2 separate regions of the Mus musculus genome follow, and region 2 is linked to region 1. Evidence: chromatin loops called from intact Hi-C (ENCODE). Cell type or tissue: left cerebral cortex. All regions are shown on one strand. Links, peaks and the distances in the headings refer to the core of each region. The heading gives the core; the rest is flanking DNA. Region 1 overlaps Atxn7l1 (ataxin 7-like 1). Region 2 overlaps Atxn7l1 (ataxin 7-like 1).

What was found. Peaks named below come from ENCODE experiments on the same cell type or tissue, not always from the same donor. Only the 100,000 strongest peaks of a DNase experiment are listed, where the experiment ranks them.
Region 2: it touches region 1 in a loop (1.9-fold over the local background); 1 of 42 quality-filtered maps calls a loop at or near these places.

Annotation. Positions count from the first base shown.
Region 1 is chr12:33,217,874-33,224,409 of GRCm38, reverse strand. All of the region lies in intron 3 of Atxn7l1 (ataxin 7-like 1), which reads right to left. Among named protein-coding and RNA genes, the nearest start is that of Gm38649, 37 kb to the left of the region's middle. In left cerebral cortex, for the core only: a CTCF peak has its summit at 3,005 (motif pointing left); DNase peaks (open chromatin) are centred at 1,916 and 3,784; H3K27ac peaks cover 455 bases.
Region 2 is chr12:33,156,357-33,162,892 of GRCm38, reverse strand. All of the region lies in intron 2 of Atxn7l1 (ataxin 7-like 1), which reads right to left. Among named protein-coding and RNA genes, the nearest start is that of F730043M19Rik, 12 kb to the right of the region's middle. In left cerebral cortex, for the core only: no CTCF peak of the experiment used is centred there; DNase peaks (open chromatin) are centred at 2,764 and 3,380.

The DNA.
Region 1 (6,536 bases), core at 862-5,861:
GTCTCGTCCCCTGGTGTGAACTGTAATGCCTGGAAATGCTCCACTTGTCACGATTAGGGGCAAGACCACTGCTGCTCTTTACATCCAGGAGGTGGTGGCCAGGGAAACTCAACAGCCCAGAAGGCACAGAGGTCAGCCCCATTGAAGGCCAATGTCAAAGGCCACCTTAACATTGGCTATTCCACAAGCAGAACAGCAGATAAGGTCTGGAAGTCATGTCCAGTCATTGATTTAGCAAATCCTAAGACTTCATATATGTTCAGCCTAGCCCCCAAATCCAACTCAGCTCCACCTCTTACATTTTCAACTACAAGATTCACAAAGGGTTAAAAGCAAAAACTAAAAACAGTAACACGTTGTTTCCCATCACAGAACCAGGCACCCATTGCCTGCCTTCCTGTCCAGTGCATACTTGTGTACACCTCCAGAGAGCACATGCCAGCAGTCTTCTTACACATGGTCACAGCTCTCTCTCTCTCTCTCCTCTCTCTCTCTCTCTCTCTCCTCTCTCTCTCACACACACACACAGAGCTCTCTCCTCTCTCTCTCTCACACACACACAGAGCTCTCTCCTCTCTCTCTCTCTCTCTCTCTCTCACACACACACACAGAGCTCTCTCCTCTCTCTCTCTCTCTCTCTCTCTCTCACATAGCTCTCTCTTCTCTCTCTCTCTCTCTCTCTCTCTCTCTCTCTCTCTCTCTCTCTCTCTCTCGGTATAGGTTAGAGCCACCACAGCCCTGCCACAGTGACATCACCAAGGCCTCCCTCTCCCTCTGCAATGGTTACAAGTGAAAATTCGTTGGGCAGTAACTTCATTAGAGACCTCTGAGGCTTCTCACTCAATGGCAGTTTATATCATCATCATCATCATCATCATCGTGTGTGTGTGTGTGTGTGTGTGTGTGTGTGTGTGTGTGCGCGCGCGCGCGCGCACGCGCGCCCGCGCACATACTGTGTGAAGGCCAGATGTCAACCTTGGGTGTTTTTCTCAAGAGTTGTCCACCTTATTTTGTCTTATTTTTTTACACGGGGTCTCTCAATTGACATAAAGTTCTTTGAACAGGCTAGGCTGGCTGGCTAAAGGGCTGCAGAGCTCCACCTGTCTTTGTCTCCATGGCCCTGGGATTACAGCTGACATTCCTATAGACAGCTCTTTCACGTGGGTTCTGGGATCAAACCCTGGTCTTCATGCTTGAATAGCGAACACTTAACGGACTGAGGTATCTCCCCAGCCCCAGAAAAACAGTTTTTAAAGAGCAAACTTTGTTCCATCTCTGTACTATCCATGTGCAAGCACTCACCCTTCAGTCATCAAGGGCGCTACGTAAGATAAACTACTAACCCAGCTGAGGAATAAGGAAACCAACGTAGAGAAAGGCAGAGTAGGCAGAGCAACCTGCCGACCTCACACAGCTGATAAGGGTCAAAGCTGGAATATAAATCTAGAAACGCTGATATTAGAAAAGCTCCGCTCAACCTGTACCCTCTCCCACCAAGCCACAGCTGGGGCTGGACAGCCTAGACAGACAGAGCAGGCTGCTGAGAGGAATTATAATCCCAAAGCCAAGTGAATTGTTTCTGTTTCCTTCTTCCTATTATCCCAGTGCATCACCTGTGGAGATTTAAACCCCTTGGAATCACTGACCTCTGAGTCGCTGACTGAAAACACTGGACAGACCCTGAGGGTGGGTGACCCAAGCATGACACCAAACCCATACCATGCGTGGGACACTCTGGAGCAGTGGCCATCCCCATTATCTACGTCTGAGGCACCCTTGGGTCCCAGTGCTAGCAGCAGAGAAATGGAGGCTAGTCCTGGGTATTGCAGTACTCCTGTGAGACACAATGGCTCTTGTTAGGGGACCCGGAGATATACGGGTGCTTCGTGGCATTTCTACAGAACTGACACCAGGGCCTAATGAGAATGTAAACCAATATTTGCAAAGTGCAAGCCTCGAGGCTCCCAGCAGATGTAATCACACTCAGGCAGACTATTCCTGTCTCCAAGGCTAGGAAACTGCAGTGAATCACAGGCGTGAGCCACGGGCTGACCTCAGAGTGGCATCCCTGGAGACAGCAGGAGCGAAGACAGGAAGCACTTGGCTAAAGTGGTTTTCCCATTTTTCATAAGAAACTTTCAACTTCATAAAAAAAAGGGCCCCATTTTATTGACAATAAAAGCTAACCTTTATTTCCTTACTCCATGCCAGCAAAGTATACATTTCTTTTTCCTTTCCTCACAGTAGTTTTGCAGAGTAGAAGCTGGCATTCCTACTTCATAGGTGGGGAGAACCAGGCTCGAAAAGAAAGGTAGGGCAATTAACCCAAGGCTGCACACTAGCAAGTATGAGTCAGGATTTAACCTCCAAAACTCAATGAGTTCCCTTTGATGCCATTTTATTTTTTTCATATGGTGTCATAAAAGATGTGGCAGAGCATCATACTAGCATGTAGAAATGTGCAGGGTGAAGTCAGGGGGTGCTGAGCACAGGTGCTTCTGTGTTGTAGAAATGGCTGTACCCCTGGCCTGTGACTGCATGGACCCTCTCAGACTATCTCAGTTCTGCCCCCCAGGGGGGTTGTAGAGGTGCCATCGTGCACTGATTCAATGCACTGGGCTTTGGTGATTAGTACCATCTCTAGCCCTAGTCCAGTGGGACTGAAAATTCCAATCCTCTCCTTGTGTCTGGTGTTCTTTGAGTATCAGCCCTTATGCTGAAACTGGTATGACAAGCATATATCAGATGTGAGTACTGAATAAGAAATGGTTTTCATCTACCAGTTTCTGACAAGGACACACAACCACAGCCATGTGTGCATACCCAGAAACACACACACACACACACACGCAAAGACACAAGCACACTTTTTATTTTTCAATTTAGACTCAATGACCTGGGCTGGAGAGATGGCTCAGTGGTTAAGCGCACTGACTGCTCTCCCAGAGGTCCTGAGTTCAATTCCCAGCAACCATATGGTGGCTCACAACCATCTATAATGAAGTCTGGTGCCCTCTCTTGGCTTGCAGGCATAAATGCAGGCAGAACACTGTATACATAATAAATAAATCTTAATAATAATAATAAAAGACTAGATTGAATGACCTATACACCAAGATCATGACTGTCGGCTTGTATCCAAGATAGTGCTTTTCCCCTTTGTAAAGCATCTGAGGGTACCAGGCATGCAGAAGTGCAAAGGATATTCCTAGCACTGACAGACAACTGCAGGCTAGGAGGTGGCACGTGAACAAAGGTTTATGGACATCAGGATGAAGGAATTCTCCCCAACTGTCCACCCATTGTGGGCAACGAAGAAAGACACCATGAAGGGAGGAGGAGGAAGAGGAAATGGACTCCAAGTGTCACAGCCCCAAATCATGCAGACATCGAGGGAAAGCCTGAATCATTTTCGCATTATCTCCAAAGCCTGTTATTTCCACTACATGAACACATTTCAAGTGATACTAGAGAGCTCTGGTAGCGGGCTTGGGGGAGTTAGATAAGGCCTAGTGGGTGGGGCTTGAGGCCCCGCCAAGTTTTCTCCCTCAATGGCCACTTTCCATATACAGTCATAGTTTGCATGGGGCTTCCCATGGACAGGCTGTGAGGGACAATGGGCTATGTAGGCACTTCCCTCGCTCTGAGAAGCCACCTGCACTCGAAACCAGGCTCTCTTCTGTCTTGCTTTGAGACTTTGGACACAGCACCCAACCTCTTCAGCTCAGGCTTCCTCAACTCCGAAATGGGTGTAACATTCACACCCACTCCACAGGGCTGCTGAAAGGGTTGTGTTTTCAAAGATATGCAAAGCGCTTGGCACGCTGCCCAGCACTTAGCACAATGGCACCCTTATTAACTCACTGAAAACGGCAAGGCTCCTCACACAAGGTAAAGTCGGAAGAAGGAGGAAGAAGCTGTGCTGGGCTTGTTTGTTCTGGAGATCAAACTTGTCTCAGGCAGGTTGGAGAAGCGCTCAACAGCGGACTTACAACCATCCCAGGAACAGATTACAACTGAAGGCTTACTGCCCCCATCTCTGAATGCTCCACACTGAAATCCTGACATGGTATTGGAAGGTGGGACCTTTGAGAGGCAATTATATCACAAGATGTAGAGACCTCGAGGCTGGGATTTGTACCCTCATAAATGAGGCTCCAGGGAGCCCTTGCTCTCTTCCTGCCAAGTGAGAATACAGTAGTAAGAAGCTAGCTGGCAAGCACTAGAAAATGGTCCTCAGCCAGGTGGTGGTGGCACATGCCTTTAATCCCAGCACTCAGGAGGCAGAGGCAGGCGGATTTCTGAGTTCGAGGCCAGCCTGGTCTACAAAGTGAGTTCCAGGACAGCCAGGGCTATACAGAGAAATCCTGTCTCGAAAAACCAAGAAAAAAAGAAAAGAAAAGAAAAAAAGAAAACGGTCCGCACAGACATCGTCCGATGGGGGCGTCCTGCTTAAGATACTGTGGCTATGTGTGATCATGAAAATACAGGAATAATTCTGGGGAGAGCTTTAAAATCTGCTCCCCCAGAGACTCGCTGTAATTCTGACTTGCACCTCGCTTTCTCTCTGGTCCCCGAAGAACGTGGGCTTTGTGTTACTGGAACACACAGCTGGAGGACCGAGTGACACTTCTTTGCCTTGGTTTGCTGAGTTATGGTTATGTTCCTAAGGCTCTTGGTCAGCTGGTTGAGCCCAGGCTTCGAGGGATGAGGTCAGAAAACCCAGAGCTCCAAACTAATTTTCTGCCTCTGCTCATAACAGGTGGCCACCACGGCATTGGCTTTCTTCCTAGGCTGAGTTCCAAGTCCAGCACTGAAAGCCAGAGGGTTCGGAGGCTATACATCAGCTACACCAAGCCTCCTCTGATGGCGTCCCTGTCCCTGAGGAAGATTCTGCATGGTGGTGAGATCCTCTCACTCCTTTCTGGATCCTTCCATCAAAGACTGCCTTCAAGCTCAATTTCCCAGTAACAGTTCTGATGGTTTACGATTGAGTGTCAGCCTTAGCAGGGCTGAGACTTTCCCCTGTGTTCCCAGCAGCATCAGAGCACACAGCGCAGCATTACAGTCCTAGGAATGACTGGGAGATGAGCACAGGACAATCTGGAGTCCTCATGATTAATCAAACACACATAGCAATATTCCACAGCACTCCACAGAGCCACAGGCCGAGTGGGGCCTCCTTGACACTACCACACTTTCGATGGTTTACCTGTAGCCTCAGATAGTAGCATCACTGCTGGGCCTGACAAGTTCTCTTCAGAAAGGTGAGCCCTTTTTTCTCTTCGAGGCAGAAGAGAGTCACTTGCTACAGGACACTGAACAAGGTCGGCTCGTGCTGGATGCATGCTTAGTCTGTTTGTGCTCACACTGCCAGAAGTGAACATCCCAGCATGGAAGTACACACATAAGTCACCTCCTTATTTGTCATGGAAGAGACAAATACAGGGCCGAGTCCACCTGTCATCAGAACCCTCTGCTTCATAAAAGTCCTTCTCTTCCTTGGTCTAGCTCAAAACAGTGCCCGCCAAAGTTTGGATTCGCTGCCTACTTCATTAGAAGTGCAAACCACACCTACAGTTGGCACACAGCTTTTATCTATATGTAGATATCATAGACACATATTACCAAGGCTCATCTACTTTGACTACCCAAACACATTTACTTCTTTTGTTTCATGACTACTTATCACAGCATGGTTGAACCTAAAAGGGGAGGGGAAGTCAGAATACAGTGCGAGAAAGGGGAAACACGTGTCTTTTACAAACGCATACTCAACATTATAGCTGCTACTTTTGTTCAAGTGTAATGTTGACTATGCTATGGAAACAGTGGCAGAGGGGCATCCAGATCCCATTATCACAAGGGGTCATGGTGAAATGAGACTAGAAAACACTCTCCTGGACTCACAGCATGTGACAGCCGTGGGAACCATCTGGTCTAACTCCTGGTAAAGATACGGAAACAGCCACCTAGAGAGATTAAATGGCTTCTTGTCTAAGGTCAGAGAGCTGTGTAGCGGTGCCACGTGGCTTTTATCTGTCCTCATTCCCACCTGTATTGAATGGCGTACACAGTTTGCCGCTGACAATCAGGGAAGAAAAAAAATGAGCTCTTAAGCACACTTTCCAAAGGGGTGTGTGTGTGTGTGTGTGTGTGTGTGTGTGTGTGTGTTGAAAGGACAGCAGAATAGGATGTTTCACCTACATCCTGGGAGTAGCATCCAATGCCAGGCACACTGCGCCACCTGTGGCTCCAGCCCTCCCTTGTGTGTGCTCAGGGGGAGAAAATGGCAGGCTGCAAGAGGAGGGGGAGCTTCCTCACGCCACTGTTCTCCCCTCCTGGCTACCTGCTGAGGCACCAGTGTGCACAATGGTTTCCGGTTAGTCCCATCTACCAAGGCATGCTACAGACGTTCTCCTGTTTGCTCTGACAGGAAGGAGCCTGTGAGCGGGAGGACTGAGCCCCTACTGGGTCCTCTGTGTGCAGAGGCAGCAGCCCCAGGCCCATGTCCCCACAGCCTTGGACTGAAACAG
Region 2 (6,536 bases), core at 857-5,856, 62 kb after region 1:
GCGGCCCACTGCCCACAGGCAGCCAGATTCTCCCACAGGCCTGCGGCAGCCAGGCCCATTCTCAGTGGGCATAAACTGCCATCCTGTTATAAATCCTCTCCCACAAAGCACTGGAGACTGGTCCTCTCTTCCCGTGCCAAGAAGTCTTTTTCTGACCATCTGTAATCCATTCAGAGGCAACCGGCAGGAAATGGCGGCAAGGAAAACCCCAGCGAAACGCAACTGGTGGGCCCACCTCTTCTCCAGCTCTGGGCCAGCACCGGGAAGTGGGCCTTTCTCTGGATGCAGAACATCTGTGGGAATTCTGAGAGAGGCTGGGCGTCTGTCAGGGGCTAAACAGGCTCGAGACAGATGCTCACAAAATTTGGTAAGAAAAGCCTGCTGTATTGAGCTTTTAAATTAGTTCTGGGGGAAACTCCTTTGAAAAAGAAAAAAGAAAAACAAAACAAACCCCAGACCCTAAGAGGGAAAAAGAATCATATGAAAACTAACCTCAAAATTGCTTTCTTCTGATTTCTATGGACAATGAGACCACAATTTGAAGTAATGAAAATCTTTTTTATTGTGGCTGCCCCTCCAATCTGGTACTGTCAGCTGCCTAATAGTGACGGCTTCATTTGTTTTGGCTTAGAATCTCTGTGCACTGCAGTGCTACATTAAGTAATTAAAGGTTATATGATATAAGCTTACAATTTGATATATTTAAAAAATCACAATGTATAACTTAATTATCTGGGTGTACTGCACTGCTACAAATGTGTTGGGCAGGGATTAGTAACTTTCTAGAAACAGGGAGTGTTATTTATATTTTTTAAGCTTTGGGGCCATAAGATTCTTGTCTTTTCTACCTCACTCAGCCATAGCAGCAAGAAAGCAATCCCAGACGATACCTAAATGAACAAGCAGGGCTCTACTGCAGTAACCCCTCCCCTTCTTGACACAGCCTCATATAGCTGCCCAGGCTGGCCTCAAACTTAATACGTAGCCCAGGCTAGCCTTGAACTTATGATCCTCCTCTGCCTCTGCCTCTCTGCCTCTCTGCCTCCCAAGTGCTAGAATTTCAGGTATGTGCCACCATGCCTGGTTTTTTTATTCTTTGCTGGCGACTTAACCTAGGGATCTCTGCATGCTAAGCAAGCAGCCCAACAACTACCTATATCCAAAGATGTACGATAACTTCCATGTATAAAAACAGGTTTCAGGTAAGATAGTGCCAGTGGGCTGTGTTGCTGACTACTGTCCAAGTTGTTCACACTGTACGTGTACTGTGCACTTGTTAAGAGGACAGTAACTAACCTCAGCTTGGATTCTACACTGAGAGCTTGACATGCAGGGATGAGAATTCAGAAACAAACCACTGGATGGGATAAAACTTTAAGATATTTTATTATTCATAAATTGTATACTCTGCATCATTTTATCAGTAAAATTTGTAATTAGCAATATTTTAGAATAGGTTCCTTATAATAACACTGGTAGCAGTCGGGTAATTGTAAAACTCTTTAAGTGTGTGCATGTGTGTGTGTATATATATATATATATATAAATAAGAGAGAGGGGAGGGGAGGAGAGGGGAGGGGAGGGGAGGGGAGGGGAGGGGAGGGGAGGGGAGGGGAGGGGAGGGGAGGGAAGGGGAGGGGAGGGGAGGGAGATCTGCCCCTAGGACCCCAAATAGAAAAGGCAAGATGTATATAATAATTTCTGAACCAAGGGATGTGCTTCTGTGCAGTGCCCATGCAAGCCTGCAGTGGTCCATCCCATGGATGAAGCTGTGGTTTCCCTTTGGTCCTGATGAATTTCACCATGCCTTCTTTTTCCCAACAGCAGCTTCCTGGGGAACTCACAGCTCTCCAAAGGCCTTCGTAACTCTTCCCTGGAACACGGACTCTCCACATCCTAGCCATTTCTGCTGTTTCTATCTAAAGTGTCCTCCCTTCCTCCCTCCCTTCCTTCCTTCTTTCCTTCCTACCTACCTACAAGAACTTGGCTTCTACAACATACCCTTTACTGTGTTCCACGCAGAGCCACAGCCAAGCAGCCCTGCCCTTAAAGGTCTTGCTGACCATAAACTGAAGTCTTTTCCTCTTCTTATCACTGGGAATCTTGAACCCCACTCCATCCTCTGTGCAGTGTCAGGGACCCCAGTGAGCTGCATGGTGAGTTCCTGAGGGTAGTGGCCGAGGCTTCCCCCTCGTACCCCACAAAGGACCCAGCCCCGTGTCACCCACTTCCTGGGTGCTCAGCGGTTTCCTGATGAGTCAGGGTTACAGGAAGCACCCTGGCTTCCTAACACACAGGAGTCCCATTCACCCGAGTCTGCAATTTGCCTCAGTGGCTCACCTAAGCCAGCCTAAATTCTCCAATCGGAAGGTAAGAACCAGCTTATTGCAAGTGTAATTATCTTCTTCCTTCCTCAAATTAAAGCAGAGGGTCCCCTGAGTGTGTGGGGTAATGCTTCATAATGTTTTAAAACTCGGGCTCTACTAACCCCTAGCACCATTCTTCCTGGAGCGTCCCCTGTCTCTGAACTTCCGCGATGACTGTATTTTCACAACACACACATCTTGAAATGCCAGCACACCAATCCTCAGTCTTGCCAGCTTAAGAATCGTGGTGTTCAAACCCAATGTCTGAAAGTTAGTAATTAAAGGGAAAGCCCCCACTCCAGCTTTTAAGTGGAATCTAAAAGAATGGTGCCTTCTTCACTGACGAATGCTGGCTGGAAAAAGTAGGTCAGAGGCATGGAATCTGTAAGCGGTCATCCTTCTCCCCGTGAAGAAATGATGAATCCTGGCAGCCACCACTGATGGATGCTAAGGGGGTCCTGAGAAACTCCCTGCTGTGGAACGGGGATTTCACCGAGTGCCAGAGCAGTCCCCACACAGGTGTGGTGCTCACTGCAGAAGGAAACCCATCTCTGCAATGCATAGCACGGTTTTATAAGATGAAGCTCTGAAAACTCGGATGTGTTAGCTCAAGAAAACAAGTCAGGATGTGACAGAGTAACAAACAGGTGAAATGCCATTAGGCCTGCAACTCATTTTAAAACGTTACATATATATGTATGTGATATATATGTATATGATGTATATATGTGTGTGTATAATGTATGTGTTCATATATATGTAAATTATAAATTTTATATATACATTTACAATGAAACAAGGCACAATACAGGCCACTGTTTTCGTCTACATGGTGTGTGCACAGGTGACTCTGGTGGCATACCATCTTTTTCTGTGTGAGCAACCTTAATGTTGACATTGAATGGGAAGATGCAGGCTGGGGGTTACCTCTGAATGCTAAAAGAGGAACTTCCTGGCACTACAGGATGATCCCATGGGGAAGGCATTTGTCATGCACGCCTGATGAGCTAAGTTTGACTTCTGGCACTCATGGAACGGTGGGAGGAATTAAACAGTTGAGGGCCCAATGCATTGTGAATTCGGCCTGCAGCACAGTGTCCCGGGGAACCTAGAGGCCATACAGCCTGCCATGCGAGATGCAGGGAAGAGATTTCCAGGCTAAAGCTGGTCCTGAAACAAAAGGTGGCTATGAGCACAAGGGAGGAGACTAGGGAAGCAGAGACAGAGGAGGAACAAGTATGGCTGCCCGAGACTCCTCTGAGGCGCACTCTACCTGCTGGACTAGGTGGGGCCTGAGTGCAGGACCTGGAGAACTGCAGTTTCTGGGAAGTAATGGAAAATATTCATTTATTGAACACCTGATAAATATTAATTTGGGGGAGATTAATTTTGAGGTGGTATGCAGAGAAGGGGGAGACAGAAATACTGAATACTAAGTTAGTATATCAGTCTGGGGTATGGAGAACAGGCTAGCCCAGGATGGAAACCAGGGAAGTAGAAGCCAGAACCACTCCCAAATAAGAGGCACACATGATATAAAAGCACACATACGATAAAGCACGGCCTTCCCACAGCCCTCAGGATCTCTTCTGTCTAAGGCAGGAATATTCAACCTTTTGACACTGTGTCGTGACACTGCCACCTGCAAATGTGTTGAGCTGTAGTCGTGGCTAGCCTGGGATGCGCTCGGATCCTAGGCCAAAGGTTAGACACATCTGATTGATAGACGTTCCCAGTTACTCCATTTGGAGACTGACCAGGGAGACCCTTAATCTGTTCAGACCTGATTTGTATATTCTGGGCCTGTCTCTGCCACTTAAGCCTTTTGTGTCAGCCACGGGACGTGGGAGCCTTCACCTGCACACGTGTCCTGTTTGGGTCTTGCTGGTCTTCTGCAGCGGATGGTAAGGAAGAACAGAACAGGACATGAGAGACTTCGGGGGATGGGATGGAGGACGGGGACAAGGTTAACAGGGGCTCTTGTTCATAGGTAGGGATTTCTTTACCCCAAGGTAACCAGTGACACTTTCCAGTGACTCACTTCCTTCCTCCTAGTCTGGGCGTGACACTACGAAAGGAGCCCTGACGTTTACCAGGGAAATAAAAACTAAAAAGCAATCAAACCATCAGTCAGCAGGCCAGGGTGCCTAAGATCCCACACAGAGGAGGGGACTGCAGCGATGGCAACAGTACTGAAGAAACATCACATGCTAGCCATTCTCTGGTCTCAAATGAGGTGGGGGTGGGGAGAAGCAAGGAGCAGCATCTCCGGGGCCAGTGAGAGCATCACATATACACTGTTCAAGTGGCCTTGCTAGTGAACAGCAGCTGAAATCCAGACTGACGGGAGCTGAACATGGCTACCTCACCATGTGCTCATGTGGGAGGTGCATTCTGGGTCTTTCTCGGCCACTCCAGTCCAAAAAACCTTCTTCATCACTACCCCTCAGAGCCAGCAACAGCTAGGGCATGCTGTGGCTGCAGGAGGCAAAGGACTTTCACACCCACTTAGCAGGCATATCACCATCAAAAGGACACCCTGAATGTGGCAGGTATTGAAAAGCTATCTGCACTCCGTCATCCAAAGGAGCGCACCCTTCATGAAAATACTAACAATCCCAACGCCAAGAGCAAACTGAACAGCAGCCTAGAAGATGTTCAAAGAGGGGGGTGCGGAGGGGGGGACATCATTGCTGTAGATAGATGGCCCTGGAGTTGCTTGGCAACCATCCTTGCTAACACCTTCTTCTAAAAAGGAACAGTTTGCATCAGCTCCTGTGCCTCCCTGGGGCCAGTGCCCTGACCACACAGGCCCAAAGCTGGGGCCTTGGGATGAGAAAGCCCATGGCTGATGAGAAGCCTGATGGGAAGCCGTGGGTCTTACAGATGCAAGGGGGACAGACAGCTAGTCTCTCTGCACCATTCTGCCGAAAGGACACACTCCCCTGACAGGGCTGGGCTAGATGCGGCAAACCAGGTGTCCAGATGCAACACTTAAGAAGGTCCTTGCTCTACGCCTGCAGAAGCTCACATGAGCACCTCTTAGTGTACCTTAAGTATATAGATGCCTTCCGCCTTGCCTCAGTCCCACACTGTTCCAAGAATGAGAGACATCACAACCCTAATTAAAGTAGAGATTCTGGAATCAGCCAGACTCAGTGTTCGAATCCCAGCTCCTCCATCTCTCAGCTGAACCACCTGGGTAAATAACTCAACACCTCTGAGCCTCAACACCCCCTCCCCCACTCTCTAAAATTCAGCTATGAACAGGATTTGACTCACAGGGTGATCAGGAGGACCCAATGACAACACACACATCTGGCCTGGTGTCTGGTACACATTCAGTGTCCTGACCCATTCCTGAAACAATCTTGATACAATCTGTTCCCTGGAAATGGCAGCTCAGATAAGACAAAGAAGAGGACCTGAGTATGTGGTAAAAATAATATGACCGTAACCACAGCTCACATTTCTGAGTACCTATAGGATGCCAGATAGTATCTCATTTATTTTTACAGCAACTCTGAGAGGAACTATTATTCCGTTCTGAAAATGAGGAAATTAAATCTGAAATTAACACACAGCTGGGAAATGGCTGAGTCAAAATTTAAATAATGCTGCATGAAACTCCCAAGGCTGCCATGCCAATGAACTCTCTGTGTGTAGTGAAATATACACAGCATAGCATTAACCACTGTAGCTATTTTTAAGTACACAGTTTGGTGGCTTTAAATACATTCATACTTCCACACAACCTTCACCACACCACCTCTAACCATTTTAGCCCCTAGACCTGGACCTTTGGGCCCACGGAGTCCAAACTTTACATTTCCAGCCTCAGCCACCATGATGTACCAGTCTATTCTGTCTACACAAACATTACTCCTCCAGGAACCTCACAGACATGAACACTGGCAGGATCCATCCTTTTGAGGCCAGCACATTTGGAGGCCGGGAGGGGGTTGGGGTGGGGAACAGGGAAGTGAAACCTGGGCCTTGTGCATGCTAGCAGATGCTCTACCGCTGAGCTGAATTTCCAATCTTGGTCAATATACTATTTTAAAGAGTTGAACACCACCTTGGTAAGGGAAGGCGTCCCACCCACCTACCATCTACCACTACAAACGCTGTCACCCGTTTGCCTTGTCCAGGACTCTATGACCTACTGGG